Linked DNA regions of Homo sapiens: all the other regions are linked to region 1. Evidence: chromatin contacts called from ENCODE Hi-C data. All regions are on one chromosome and are shown on one strand. Each heading gives the region's core, a stretch centred on a gene start or an enhancer-like site at or near the end of the contact. The rest is flanking DNA. Distances are from core to core; before and after follow the strand shown. Region 1 holds the start of FOXO3 (forkhead box O3). Region 2 overlaps PRDM1 (PR/SET domain 1). Region 3 overlaps CRYBG1 (crystallin beta-gamma domain containing 1).

What was found. Hi-C counts contacts between places; a loop is a spot of excess contacts on that map. Pooled maps may share reads with other maps.
Region 2: a loop to region 1 is called in a map of naive thymus-derived CD4-positive, alpha-beta T cell, with 13 times the contacts of the local background. The contact joins the enhancer-like site here to the promoter of FOXO3 in region 1. A Hi-C loop is called at or near these places in 2 of 168 maps with a recorded cell type or tissue (CD4-positive, alpha-beta memory T cell and naive thymus-derived CD4-positive, alpha-beta T cell), 2 of 37 single-sample maps with no recorded cell type and 8 of 50 pooled maps.
Region 3: a map of naive thymus-derived CD4-positive, alpha-beta T cell shows a loop between it and region 1 (15-fold over the local background). The contact joins the enhancer-like site here to the promoter of FOXO3 in region 1. A Hi-C loop is called at or near these places in 2 of 168 maps with a recorded cell type or tissue (CD4-positive, alpha-beta memory T cell and naive thymus-derived CD4-positive, alpha-beta T cell), 1 of 37 single-sample maps with no recorded cell type and 10 of 50 pooled maps.

The regions. Positions count from the first base shown.
Region 1 is chr6:108,558,691-108,562,746 of GRCh38, reverse strand. FOXO3 (forkhead box O3) reads right to left here and starts at 1,830. Exons shown (of 3, transcript NM_001455.4): 1 at 918-1,830. The coding sequence starts at 1,538. RefSeq lists enhancers at 1-41, 853-1,353, 3,996-4,055 and silencers at 1,797-2,016, 2,996-3,065, 3,106-3,465.
Region 2 is chr6:106,092,782-106,096,837 of GRCh38, reverse strand. It overlaps PRDM1 (PR/SET domain 1), which reads right to left. Exons shown (of 7, transcript NM_001198.4): 3 at 1,104-1,223. Among named protein-coding and RNA genes, the nearest start is that of PRDM1, 8.5 kb to the right of the region's middle. Within about 2 kb of position 2,402, at least 2 of the 41 ENCODE cell types and tissues checked have a DNase peak (open chromatin) inside an H3K27ac peak, as active enhancers do.
Region 3 is chr6:106,518,526-106,522,581 of GRCh38, reverse strand. CRYBG1 (crystallin beta-gamma domain containing 1) reads right to left here. Exons shown (of 22, transcript NM_001371242.2): 4 at 1,129-3,451. Among named protein-coding and RNA genes, the nearest start is that of RTN4IP1, 110 kb to the left of the region's middle. RefSeq lists enhancers at 1,616-1,665, 2,406-2,895, 2,118-3,317. Within about 2 kb of position 2,806, at least 24 of the 41 ENCODE cell types and tissues checked have a DNase peak (open chromatin) inside an H3K27ac peak, as active enhancers do.

The DNA.
Region 1 (4,056 bases), core at 581-3,080:
CCCCAAGAGGATGATAAGGAACGGTAGAGAGTCTCTCTTCGGGTTCATTTACAGGTAGAAGCCATTACGGCCCGGCCCAGCCCCCAAACCTCCTCCCAAACGCCAGAGTGAATGAAGCGCAGGCCCCGCGTCCCCCACACCAGAGCCCTTCCCTCAAACAGTGCCTGAATCCAGGCCTCGGCGGGAGCAGCGGGTGCAGCCAGTCTGGATTGAGGTGGCCAGACCGGCCGGTTCGAGGCCCCAGAACATTTCAGAAGCAGCTAGTCAGAAGCAGGTTTACTGGAGCGACATCTCCGAGAAGAAAAGGTATCAATATAGGCAAGGAAAGGAAGCCGTCCAGGAAAAGGTTTGCAACCACTGCTTTTTCTAATCGGATCGATGTGCCTGTAGGTGTTAACACCCACAAGCTGAAACTTGGACCCGAAGGTTCTCATTCAGCTAGTGACGACGCAACATGCTCCTGCGACAGACTGGAAACCACACATCCAACCCCTCCTCCAGACACTGCGTCCCAAACACCCCCACACCTCTCACTCCAGCCACAGCGCCCGCACCAGACCCCCACTACGGTAAACTCTACTCCAAAGTTGGCTGCGGACCTACCTCCTCGGTGCTGTCCGGAGAATCCAGCAAATGTACTCCTGTCCGTTCGCCCTTCCCTCGCCGGCGTCCCCTGCCCCCTCTCCTCACCTGGCCATGCCCCAAGCTTCTGGGGAGCCTCATTCACCCCTCCGAGACCGTCCCCAGGTGCCCCGACTCCGGGGATCAAAGATAACCCCCAAAGCCTCGCAGCGGAGGCTCCCCCTGCCAACCCCTTGCCCTGGAGCCCGCAAGCGCACTCCGACGAATCCGAGACGCGTCTCGCGCTGCGCAGGAGGCCCGGCGGGTCCTGCTGCCAGCCCGGGGTGGGTACGCACCTTCCAGCCGGCAGAGCTGTTGCTGTCGCCCTTATCCTTGAAGTAGGGCACGCAACGCACCATCCACTCGTAGATCTGGGACAGAGTGAGCCGTTTGTCCGGGGAGCTCTCGATGGCGCGGGTGATCAGGTCCGCGTAGGACAGGTTTCCCCAGGCGTTCCGCCGCGACGAACATTTCCTCGGCTGCCCGGAGCCCCCAGCCGCCCCCGGCTGCGGCGGTGGCAGCGGTTGCTGAGGCTGCAGCAGCGCCTGTGTACCCCCGCTCAGCCCGCCCGCCGCGGTGGCTGGCCCAGACCCGGGGTCTTGCCCTCCGGGTGCCAGCACCCGGGCCGAGTCCTCAAGGAGCAGCCCGGAGCCCAGCGTGCCGCTCCCGCCGCCGCCGCCGATCGCCATGGCCGAGCCGGCCCGTCCCCCGCCGTCCTCGTCGTCTTCATCGTCCTCCTCCTCGGGGATCATGGAGTCGGCGGCCGTCTCCCCCGAGGGCTTGGCAGGGCTCGCTTGGAGCTCCGGCCTTTGCAGGGGCCACGTACAGGATCGCGGACGGCTCTGGGGCTCGAACTCCGGGTCCAGCTCCACTTCGAGCGGAGAGAGCGGGGCCGGGGAAGCCGGTGCCTCTGCCATCTTCGCCGCCCGCCCGCCCGCGGCTGGGGCTCTCGCGCTCTCCTCTCGCGCCGGGGCGGGGTGCAGCGGGGGAGGGACGTGGACGCCGCGAAGGCTCCGGCTCCCGGGCGCCGCCGCCGCCGCCTGGGGAAGCACCAAAGAAGAGAGAAGGAGAGTTGGTTATCCCGGGCCGGAGCCCCGTCCTCGGCGAGTCCTCGCCCGCTGCCGCCACCTCCCAGTCCTGCCGCGCCCGCCTCCCAGGAACAGGAGGACCTGAAGACGTGCGGCCAGCGAACCTGGCGCAGCAGACACCGCCCCCCGGCCAGGCCGCGATGGAGCCGCGAGCGAATCGACGGCCTCGCGCGGGGCAGCCCCCTCCCCCCGCCGCCCAGCCGCAGGTCCCTCCCGGGCTAGGCGGCGGGGCGGGGAGAAGGGGGAGGGGCGCCCGGGGGAGGGGCGGCCGCGCCTTTAAAGCGGGCAGCGGCCGGAGCTGGCGCAGCCGAGCCGCGGTCAGAGCCCGAGCTCGGGTGTGCGTGCGTTTGTTTATGTTTCGCTCGGGCCCGCTCTAGTGCCTCCCGCGGCGCCGCCGCTCAAGTCTGTGCTGTCTTCGGCTCTTCTCCCCTTTCCTAGCCTGGCCGCCTCCGCGACCCCCCGTCACCCCCCACCCGGTCGAATGGCCCGAGCCCGGGGACTGCGCGGGCAGCTCCCTCTCCCCTCTTCGCCCGCGGGCCAGAGGGCGAACGGGGGTCTGGGCGCAGATGGGCCCTTGTCACTTCCAAAAAATAAAGGAAAGACAGAAAGAAGGGGGAGCAGCAGCCCAGCGGGTGTTCGCAGAGGTTCGAGCCCGGCGGGGACGGCCACTTCGGGGTTTTGTGTGGTTTGCATTCTCGCGGACGTCGTCCCCTCCGCCCCCTTCCCAGTCGGGATCCGGGGGAGGGAGCGAGTCGGAACATAAATCTTCCAACAGGTCGGGAAGCGCCAAGTCTCCCGGGCTGCTAGAAAACCCGGACCAGCACGTTCATCACCTCCTTGCTCCCGCTGCTGCCATCTTGACAGTTTCCCCCTTCCCGAGTCCTTTAAAAACACTAGCGGGCGAGAAGGGGGGCGCGCACACCGCGGCTCAGGGAGGGGAAAGGGAAGCGCCCGGCCCAGCTCGGAAGCAGATCCGGAGTCACCGGGAAGGCGGCCGCCCGCTGCACGGCTCCGGCGCCTACCTCGCTTCCTTCCCTTCAGGGACGCGGCGGGACGACGCACGATCCCGCGCGGGCCCGGGGCACGGCGAGGAGGGGGCGCGCAACCTCGGCGAAGGAGAAGCGCTCGGGCCGTCGCCGCAGCCCGCCCGAGGAACCGCCTGTCAGCTCGCGCGCCGCCACCTTCCACATTCCTCCTCCTCCCTTCCACGAGCAGGGCGGCCGCGGCAGCAGCACAAAGTTATAGACACACGCAGGGCGCCTCAACCTAGGCTGACGGCGGGCGGGTCCCCGCCCAGGGGGAGGGCTGGGCGGCGGGCTGGGCGGCGGGCCGGGCGCGCGGCGGGCGTGCGTGTGTGAGTGCGCGTGTGTGAGCTCGCGCGCGCCTGCGCGGCCCGGCTCCGCGGGGCTGCGGGCGTGGGTGTCCGGGCGCGCGCCGTGGGCCGGGACTCGGCGGGCTCCCGCTGCTGTCCCCGCTGGGCTCCTCCTCCCTCCCGAGAGTCTCAACGACAACAAAGCGCGGCGCTGGCCCGGGAGAGGAGGGAGAAGGGGGGAGAAGGGAGGAGAGGAGGAAGAAGTGGGGAGAGGAGGGAGAAGGGGGAGCGGCAGGAGCGCACAGCCCCCGACGCTCCAAGGAGCGCAGCGGCGTGGCCTCCCTGACTCCGGGCAGGGCGCCTGGTACCAGGGGGTCCCTGGCCTGCGCGTCCGCCCGCCGGGCTCTGGGCCAGCCCCGGTGTCCGGTTCCCTGTTAGAACGCGACACCAGGTAACACCCGAGATAAGATGCTGGCCGCAAGATGGGCAGGGTTATCGCGGTGTGGAAATACTGAACGGCGAAGATGTTGGTGCCTGCACAACTTCGATAAGCTGATGCTCACAGATTCGATCAGGCACCAAAAGGTTTGCACTGAGTCTCTCACCTCGGACGGTGGACCACAGTCGTGTTTCACTTTTCATGGGTTTCATGGCAAACGGGGGAGAGGTGTAACTAACTCCGGAAGAAATGCAAATTTACCCCCGTCCTACATTCAAGAGCAGATTCCGAACAACTGAGAAGGGGAAATAATTTTAATCTAATTTGTAAATGACGACAAAACCGCTACGTGGGCATTTTTGACTTTTAAAAAAAGACGTATCCTTTAGGTTAAACGAAAAACATCTGCACAAGTCCTTATTCTACGATCCGTGCCCCAAATCGTTTATTTGTACTCTACGAATGCACCACACGCGACATGCACACCAAAAGTCTACACACTAGTTCATAAATATATTTTTTAAAAAATCCTTGTAAGTCACCGGAGATAGCTCAGAGTGTAGAAGCGGGCTCCTCAACGACCCCATACACAAAAA
Region 2 (4,056 bases), core at 1,153-3,652, 2.5 Mb after region 1:
TCTTCTGAGGAAACTAAATATCCCTGAGACATCTATGGGAAGAAGGAAAGCAATCTGACTTTTTTCTGTTCACTGCTAATCCAGTGTTTTATTCAAGGATTCCATCTAATTGGTTCACCTCTGGGGGCCTTTCTAACCCTAATATAGCAAAGGAAATTGTACTGGCTAGATCTTTTGGTTGGATGCTATAGGAAAGCTTATCATCTTGCATATGACTGTTAAGCATTTTCCTTATGCTATGAGATAATTAACCTATTGTCAAATGGAATCATTTTACCATGCACATGTATTTAAATAGGACTAGTTCTGTGGTCCTCCATTCCCCTCAACCCATCTTCCAGCTATCCTTCCTTAATGGCATTTACTTATAAGGTAATTCATTTGTCATTCCTGGCTGGGCGCGGTGGCTCTTGCCTGTAATTCCAGCACTTTGGGAGGCCAAGGTGGGCGGATCACGAGGTCCAGAGATCGAGACCATCATGGCCAACATAGTGGAACCCCGTCTCTACTAAAAATACAAAAATTAACTGGGCATGGTGGCGCGCACCTTAGTCCCAGCTACTCGGGAGGCTGAGGCAGGACAATTGCTTGAACCTGGGAGGCGGAGGTTGCAGTGAGCCGAGATCATGCCATTGCACTCCAGCCTGGTGACAGAGTGAGACTCCATCTCAAAAAAAAAAAAACCAAAAAGATAATTCATTTGTGATAACTCTTCCATTCAATTAAAGTTAAGTCAGCAAGAAATCAAAAAGGGGTGAAATCTAAGGCTTGGTAACTCATTACTACTTCCTTGCGGAGAAATGCAAATGAACCTATCCTTAAAGCAAGCAACAAACTGTTTCCTTTCATTACAAAGCTCTAATGAATTGCAAAAATCAAGATTCACATATAGCCCGTATCTCCATCACTAACCACCTACAGGCCAGACATTTCATCGGTTTCATCACATTTGTTCAGAATTCCCTGTGTCCATGGGGATGCTGGATACTTATGGGTGAGCCCCAGCATTTCTCAGCACAGGATGAGAAAGGTGAGCCACCCAGCTCTTTTAGCTCCATTTTTTCCTAACATTTAATGGGTCTGAAGAAATTTCCCTTACTTACCCTCCAAAAATATTTCCTGTTGGCGTTCTTAGGAACTGTGTCATTGGTGTAGATTTCACCTATTAGGGGTCCAAAACGTGTGCCCTTTGGTATGTATTCTTTACTCATCACTCCAATAACCTAAACAGGAAAAAACACAGGAAACAATTACTTTGACTATAAAATGTTAACCAATCTTTTCAATTAAATAAATTGGACTGTCAAGTAGTAATACAACTAACAATGATAAAATTTTGATAAGTAAACAGACATTAATGATGCCTACATAATTAACAAGCTTCACCATAGGGGGAGACCATCTTTTAAAGTCTGAGATCATAAGCAAATACTCAACCAAGCATTAAAACAGTCTAGGGGATTATTGTCTGGTAATACGGGATCTTTTATTTTTATCATTACTTTTTATGCTAGAACAGCGAATATAACCATTCTCTTTTAGAATGAGAATAAGACACTGCAGAATTAGATGGTCAAGATTAGACCATTTCAGCCTGTTCCTAGTTTCCTATTTCTCATTCTCCCTCAAACCATAAGCATAGTGTGCTTGAGGGGAATAAAATAGTTCTGACCTCAGAAACCAAAATAATGTTCTTTGGTTGTTCCATAACAGCCTAAGGAACCAGAAACCAAATGCATTATGTTTTTTTCATTCCAGATGAGGTTTGTGTGTGTGTGTGTGTTTTTTTTTTTTCATAGCTTGTACATTCTCTTTAATAAGAGATCTTTCAAGTAACTTTGTTCTTCTCTGGCCTTCTACTTTGTTCTTCTCGAGTCTTCTACTCAAGAGTGGTCAAAGGCCCTCGTGTGTGTGTGTGTGTGTGTGTGTGTTTTAAAGACAAGGTCTCCCACTATCACTCAGGCTGGAATGCAGTGGCTTGATCTTAGCTCATTGCAGCCTTGACCTCCTGGGATCAAGAGATCCTCCCACCTCAGCCTCCTGAGTAGCTGGGACTACAGGCATGCACCATCACGCCCAGCTAATTTTTGTTGTTATTGTTGAGAAGGGGTCTCACCATGTTGCCCAGCCTTGTCTCAAACTCCTGGACTCAAGCGATCCTCCCACCTCGGCCTCCCAAAGTGCTGAGATTACAGGCTGAGCCACCATGCCTGGCCAAAAGCCCTCCTTTGAAATTAAGTTTATACGGAGGAAAGCTGTAGGTTCTAAGATCTGAGGAAATGACCTCAGACTGGATGCATCACACATTTTAACTTTGTGGGGCCTTGCTAAAGAAACATGTTAACTATACCAGTTCCTCCTTAATAATAAATTTCTCTTTGAAGGGGTAAAAAAATCACCAACCGTGAATCAGGAAGCAATTCGTCACTATTCAATAGAACTCCTCTGTGAGTAGTCCTTTACAACAGTTTGCAGTTACAGTTTTGTTTTGGTTTTTATTCTCTCACTTTCCTAGTTTTATTTTCTTCTCATTCAAGATAGCCTACCTATCACTTTACTGAATTCTTTACTAAAATGGACCAAGGAGGAGGGAGTGGTAATAGATGATAATGTTTATTTTCCAGTTTTTATATTCCCAGTAGCTCCTGTACATTCATGTACCTGAAATGGTAGACTCAAATATGTGAATCGATCCATGCACAGATTGTTCACAGTGGAATCTACAATTTTGGTTACAATATACACCAGTTCCTCATTAAGTCTCATCAATAATTTAAACCTCTATTTAAATAGATATGGCACACCTACATGCCTGTGACAGACTAGCTTTTCTCATTTAAGTGTCTTATCAGCCAATGATTTTTTTTTCTAAAACAATTTAGTATTCAATATACAAATCAATGAAGCATACTCAGACTGGAAAGAGAAAAAAAGAAAATTTTCCTACACCTAACATAAGTTGAAACAAGAGTGTTATTTTTGGTCCTTTAAGAATTTCTGTCAGAGAGCTGAAAAAAGCAGATGTTCATTTCATCCTCCTCCTCTGCCTTCATTTACATCTATCTGCCCTTTTAATCACCGTTTGTCATTATTGGTATTTGTTGGCAGTAAAACTACTGGGGACAAGAGTATCTCAGAGCAGTCTTGAGATATAAATATATATATTTAAAGCTTTAGTAGACTTATTCAGAGGCTCATTGTTTTGGACATATTATTATTGAATCTAATTAATTTGGAAAATTAATGGAATTGAATTCTATGACATGCAAATCATTTAACATTCATATTTCAGTGATTATTCCATAATATTAGAATGACAAACAGGAAAAACAAATCATGCCATTTGTTGGTGAGCCAATAATTAGCAGTTGATATTTTCAACATATCTACTTTACAACAGTAATTTTAAGAAAGGCACTCAACTGGTTCATCAACTTTGTTTTAAATTATAGTCTCTTACAGATGGTGTCTTGGGAGTCAGAGCTTGATTACCAAAACGGAGCACTGCACTGAGGTCGTGGTTCTTCTTCCAAATTGCCATTCTTTTACAGAATGGGCCTCTAGGTTTTCAGTTATCCATCTTACACACATTTTCTTGTGCCCAAAAAGAAGTCAACTAGAAAGCATAAGCTACCCAATACCTATTTGAGCACAACTATAGACTCATCACTAGTAAGCTATAAAGCAGCACCGGAAGTAGCTCTTGCCATCTCTAACCTTACAAATTCAATTCAACAGGCAAGACAGGAGAACAATTAAAAAGAGAAGGCTCTGTGGTAGAAGAGAGGTCTATGATAATCCTCAAACCCCAGACAAATTAAAGAGCTTCAATATTAGCTTATCATTAGGAAAGGGACAGAGCGCCCTAATATTTTAAATTTCAATTACATACAGTGCTATAGGGCACATATAAACTCACACCTATAGATAAAGATACAAAATCATAAAATTTCAAAACTGGAAGGCACTTACAAACCACCTATATCCATTCTAAGTCTAGCGTTCTAATATACAGTAAACATCTTCATCTCAAATGCACGTCTGAGACACAGACGC
Region 3 (4,056 bases), core at 1,557-4,056, 2.0 Mb after region 1:
CCTTCCTCTCTCATAGTCCTTTCTCACCTTAAATAAGCTTGGTAACAAAAAGGCGCAATTCACATCAAAAACCGAGTAAAGTAAACATCTTCTGAAGTGAGATAAAAGAAGATGCAGAAATCAAAATTATTCCCCAAAATCATGTTTTGCTGTCTTCTCTCTAATATTTAAGAAAAGATCCAATGAAAACCAAAATTCTTTATTCCCCACAGCTTTGCAGGGTAAAAAAAATATTTCCCTAATGAAAACTAATTCCCAATAAAGACAAAATACTGTCTCAATTGCATAGGATAAACACCTATTGCTACTTATGGGAACAAAGAGTGAATCTCACAGAGAGAAGGATTAAGAAAAAGTTTCCCTGGCTGGGGACTTCCCAAATAGAGGAAGCTCCTTCACAAATCTTCAAAATTCTAAGTATAGCACTGAGCATTTTTACATAGAATAGGTAAGAAAAAGCAACTCATCTGTCTCTGAACTCTAAAAGCTTACCTATACCTTTCATAATACAACATATAAATTCACATGTGCCTTAAAAGATTTATTGCCAGCCAGTCAGGATGGCTCACACCTGTAATCGCAACACTCTGGGAGGCCGAGGCAGATGGATCACGAGGTCAGGAGTTCGAGACCAGCCCAGCCAATATGGTAAAACCCCCGTATTTGTATTTTCAGTCTTTACTAAAAATACAAAAATTAGCCAGGCGTGGTGGCACGCGCCTGCATTCCCTGCTACTAGGGAAGCCGAGGCAGAAGAATCGCTTGAACCCAGGAGGTGGAGGTTGCAGTGAGCTGAGATTGCACCACTGCACTCCAGCCTGGGCGACAGAGCGAGACTCTGTCTCAAAAAAAAAAAAAAAAAAAAAAAAAGATCATGTGCCTTAGAGCATTTGTAGCTTTATCTCCCTGCAAGACTACAGATGCCTTCAGTGAAGACTCTTAGTACATTTTTTTCTTGCACTCTAACGGTCCCTTGTACATTGCAGGTTTTCAAATATGTGATGAATGAATAAAAACTATAGCACATAAGCTTAACCATTTCTAAAAGAATAACATGAGTTGCTCATCATCCTTCTCTTCCCTTGCTTTAAAAATACCCCAAATAAATAATAACACATTGCTACTTACCATTGTGTCTGATAATGACATTCCAGAAAAAGAAATGCTTGGGTCATACCGGCTTGATTTGAAAAGACCCATGAAGTCGGTGTCACTGTTTGCACAGTTTGGCAAGTTTGATTTAATAACACTTTCAATATGATTAGCCTTTTCCATATCATCATTCTTCAGTTTTGACAATTCAGAAAATTTAGTTTCTGGCAAGTGTAGGTTGCTTCGTGAATCCAGATCTTCTTTGGTTTTCTCTTTTTGCGGGTATTTTTCCATGTGGCTTGGACTTTTCAAACTGGAGTGTGATGTACTTGACGAGTTGAAATTGAAGACCTTTAAGGAGTTGTCGGGCAGAAGATTTGACTGTTCTTTGTTCAAACCACAGGGCGGGGCACCCTCAGTCGTGGGCTGTGACACTGAAGACTGAGATAGGGAACCGTTCTGAGAAGTACTGAAAGCCGTGGTCATAGTGTTGACTGATGTCACAGAAGGAGAAAAGATTTTGTCTTGTGGTAAAGAAGATAACAAGCTTGAGAAAAGTGCACTTTTTTCTAGTCTCGATCTCTTAATGCCACCATTTGTGACGTCCCTGTTCTCTTTGTCATTGATTTCCGGCATCACCAGAGGCTCACTGTTCCCATTAGTGTTGGTGTGCAGGGACTTGAAGAGGACGCTCTGTTCAGCAGATGCACGTTTGGGTCTCAGTTTGGATTTTGTGTCAAGGTTCTGCATCAAATGTAAAGCCGGTGACATTTCTGGCTGACTTTCCTTCTTCTTCCCCAAACCAAAGGTAAACACTTTGGGATCAAACACCTTTTCTAAATGGTCTTCGTGAATAGGAGGCATGGCAAAGTGAGGAGCAGGAGAGTTTGGCATCCTGGCCTTCTTTCTTTTCATGGGCATACAAACTGCGCTATCCATCTGTTTTATAATTTCAGTGAATTTTTCCATATCAGAAGAAGAATCAAATACACTATCATCACTACCAGCAGAAATGTTCAAAAGGCTGGCAGGGCTATCCTGGCCATTTGTAACAGTCTGATCTGGCCTTTGAGGAGTGGCTAAGTGATTTCCGCTGCTGGGAGAGTTGGTGGGACTGGATTCAGCCATCAGGGGTGTTCTGCTGCCCTGACTTTGAGCCTGAATAGGCAGAGTTTTCTCTGATGCTGGCGGTATGACTTGTGGGCCAGATTTTGCCGCGAGCTCTGCTGTGCAATGAGAGTGTTCATTGCCCAGTACTTCCTCTTGTGGGGGAGCACAACTTGCAACGGAAACCACTTCAGGTTCATTACTGTGACAAGTTGGCAACTGCACTTCTCTAACTTCAGAGCTCTCTGGGATGACCTGGGAGCTCACATCCTGGGTGCTCTCCACGGGGAGCACGAAGGACCTGACCTGGACGAGGACTCTGGATGGACACTCACTTCCCACAGCTTCTGGACTACGCTCTGTGGACAAAGGAGGGGTTGTTTCTCCTCCAAGTTCTAAAAGTGGCATTTTCTCATTGTTCTGACGAGACACAGGCAAAACACATCCTTTATGGTTTTCTGACACTTTTAGATCAGTGCATGGGAAACTGCTTATGGGTGATTGAACACATGTGTCTTTGGGAACATCCCCAGGAGCGGGTGCAGACAGTGAAAGAGAAGGCCCAGGAGATGACTCAGCAGGGGACTGTGAGTCAGAAAATGTATGCTGTGGCTTTGGCATGGCCGTTGGAGGTAAATCTTTGGTATCCACAGTGGTGGGGATGTCTTGTGCTGTATCGGTTACATTTTCAAGTACAAGGCTTTTGCTGTCTGCAGCCTCTGAGTCCTCCTTCTCTAAGAGCTTATGATCCTTGACAGGAATCAGAGCAGAAGCCACTGGTTCTGAAAGGCAGCCAGCATCTGTTTGTACATCTGCTTTATCATCTTGGTTAGGCTGAGGACCAAGAGCTTGATTCTCAGAAGAGTCTCCATTCATTCCTCTGGTTGCTGGCAGAATCTCTTCTTCCGAGACGGTAACTTTGGTTTCTATAGCAGTTTCCTTAACCAGCACACCATTCTGGGGACTGTTTGGCATTACTTTCTTTTCAGGTTGCTCCATTTCTTTGGCTTTTTTGGCTAAATTCAGCTTTGCCCTCCCAACAAACGTTTTACTAGAGGCAGGAGTATTCCTTTGGCCTCGAATGTCAGTGTGTCTTGGGCTACTGTTTGTCCGTTTGTTTTCAAATAAGGAGATTTTGGTGGCAGTGTTGCCTTTGTGAACTGGCTGGCTAAATGGATTGTGCTCATTTCCCAAACTGTCAAGATTCTTAGGGGTTTTAAGATTTAGTTCCACATGTTTGGGCTTGGCAGGGCTGTGAGGAAAAAGCAGGAAGATAAAGTTATTGACCTAGTTTTAAAAAGTGAACACACAAACCAATTAATTATAAAACTATGAAAAGCCAACATCTCCCTGATATATAACATTTGGAGTGTGGTGTGTGTGTGTGTGTATGTGTGTGTGTGTGTGCGCACACATGTGTTTTTAAGACAAGGTCTTGCTCTGTCGCCAAGACTGGAGTACAGCAGTGTGATCATAGATTGCTGCAGCCTCGAACTCCTGGGCTCAGGCAATCCTCCTGCTTCAGCCTCCCAGGTAGCTGGGACTACAGGCACATATCACACACCCAACTAATTTTTTTATTTTTATTTTTTTGTAGAATGGGGTCTATGTCACCCAGGCTGGTCTCAAACTCCTGGCTTCAAGCAATCCTCCCATCTTGGCCTCCCCAAGTGCTGGGATTACAGGCATGAGCCACCATTCTCTGCCACATTTGTTTTTTAATGAAACTATTTTTAAATAGTCCTAAGTACACTACCAACTATTTTTAATGGGTGTTTTGCTTGCATATGAGGGATCGGAAGATTATATAGCCAAGAAACTCTAGGGATGAGGGATGAACTAATTTATTGAGTACGT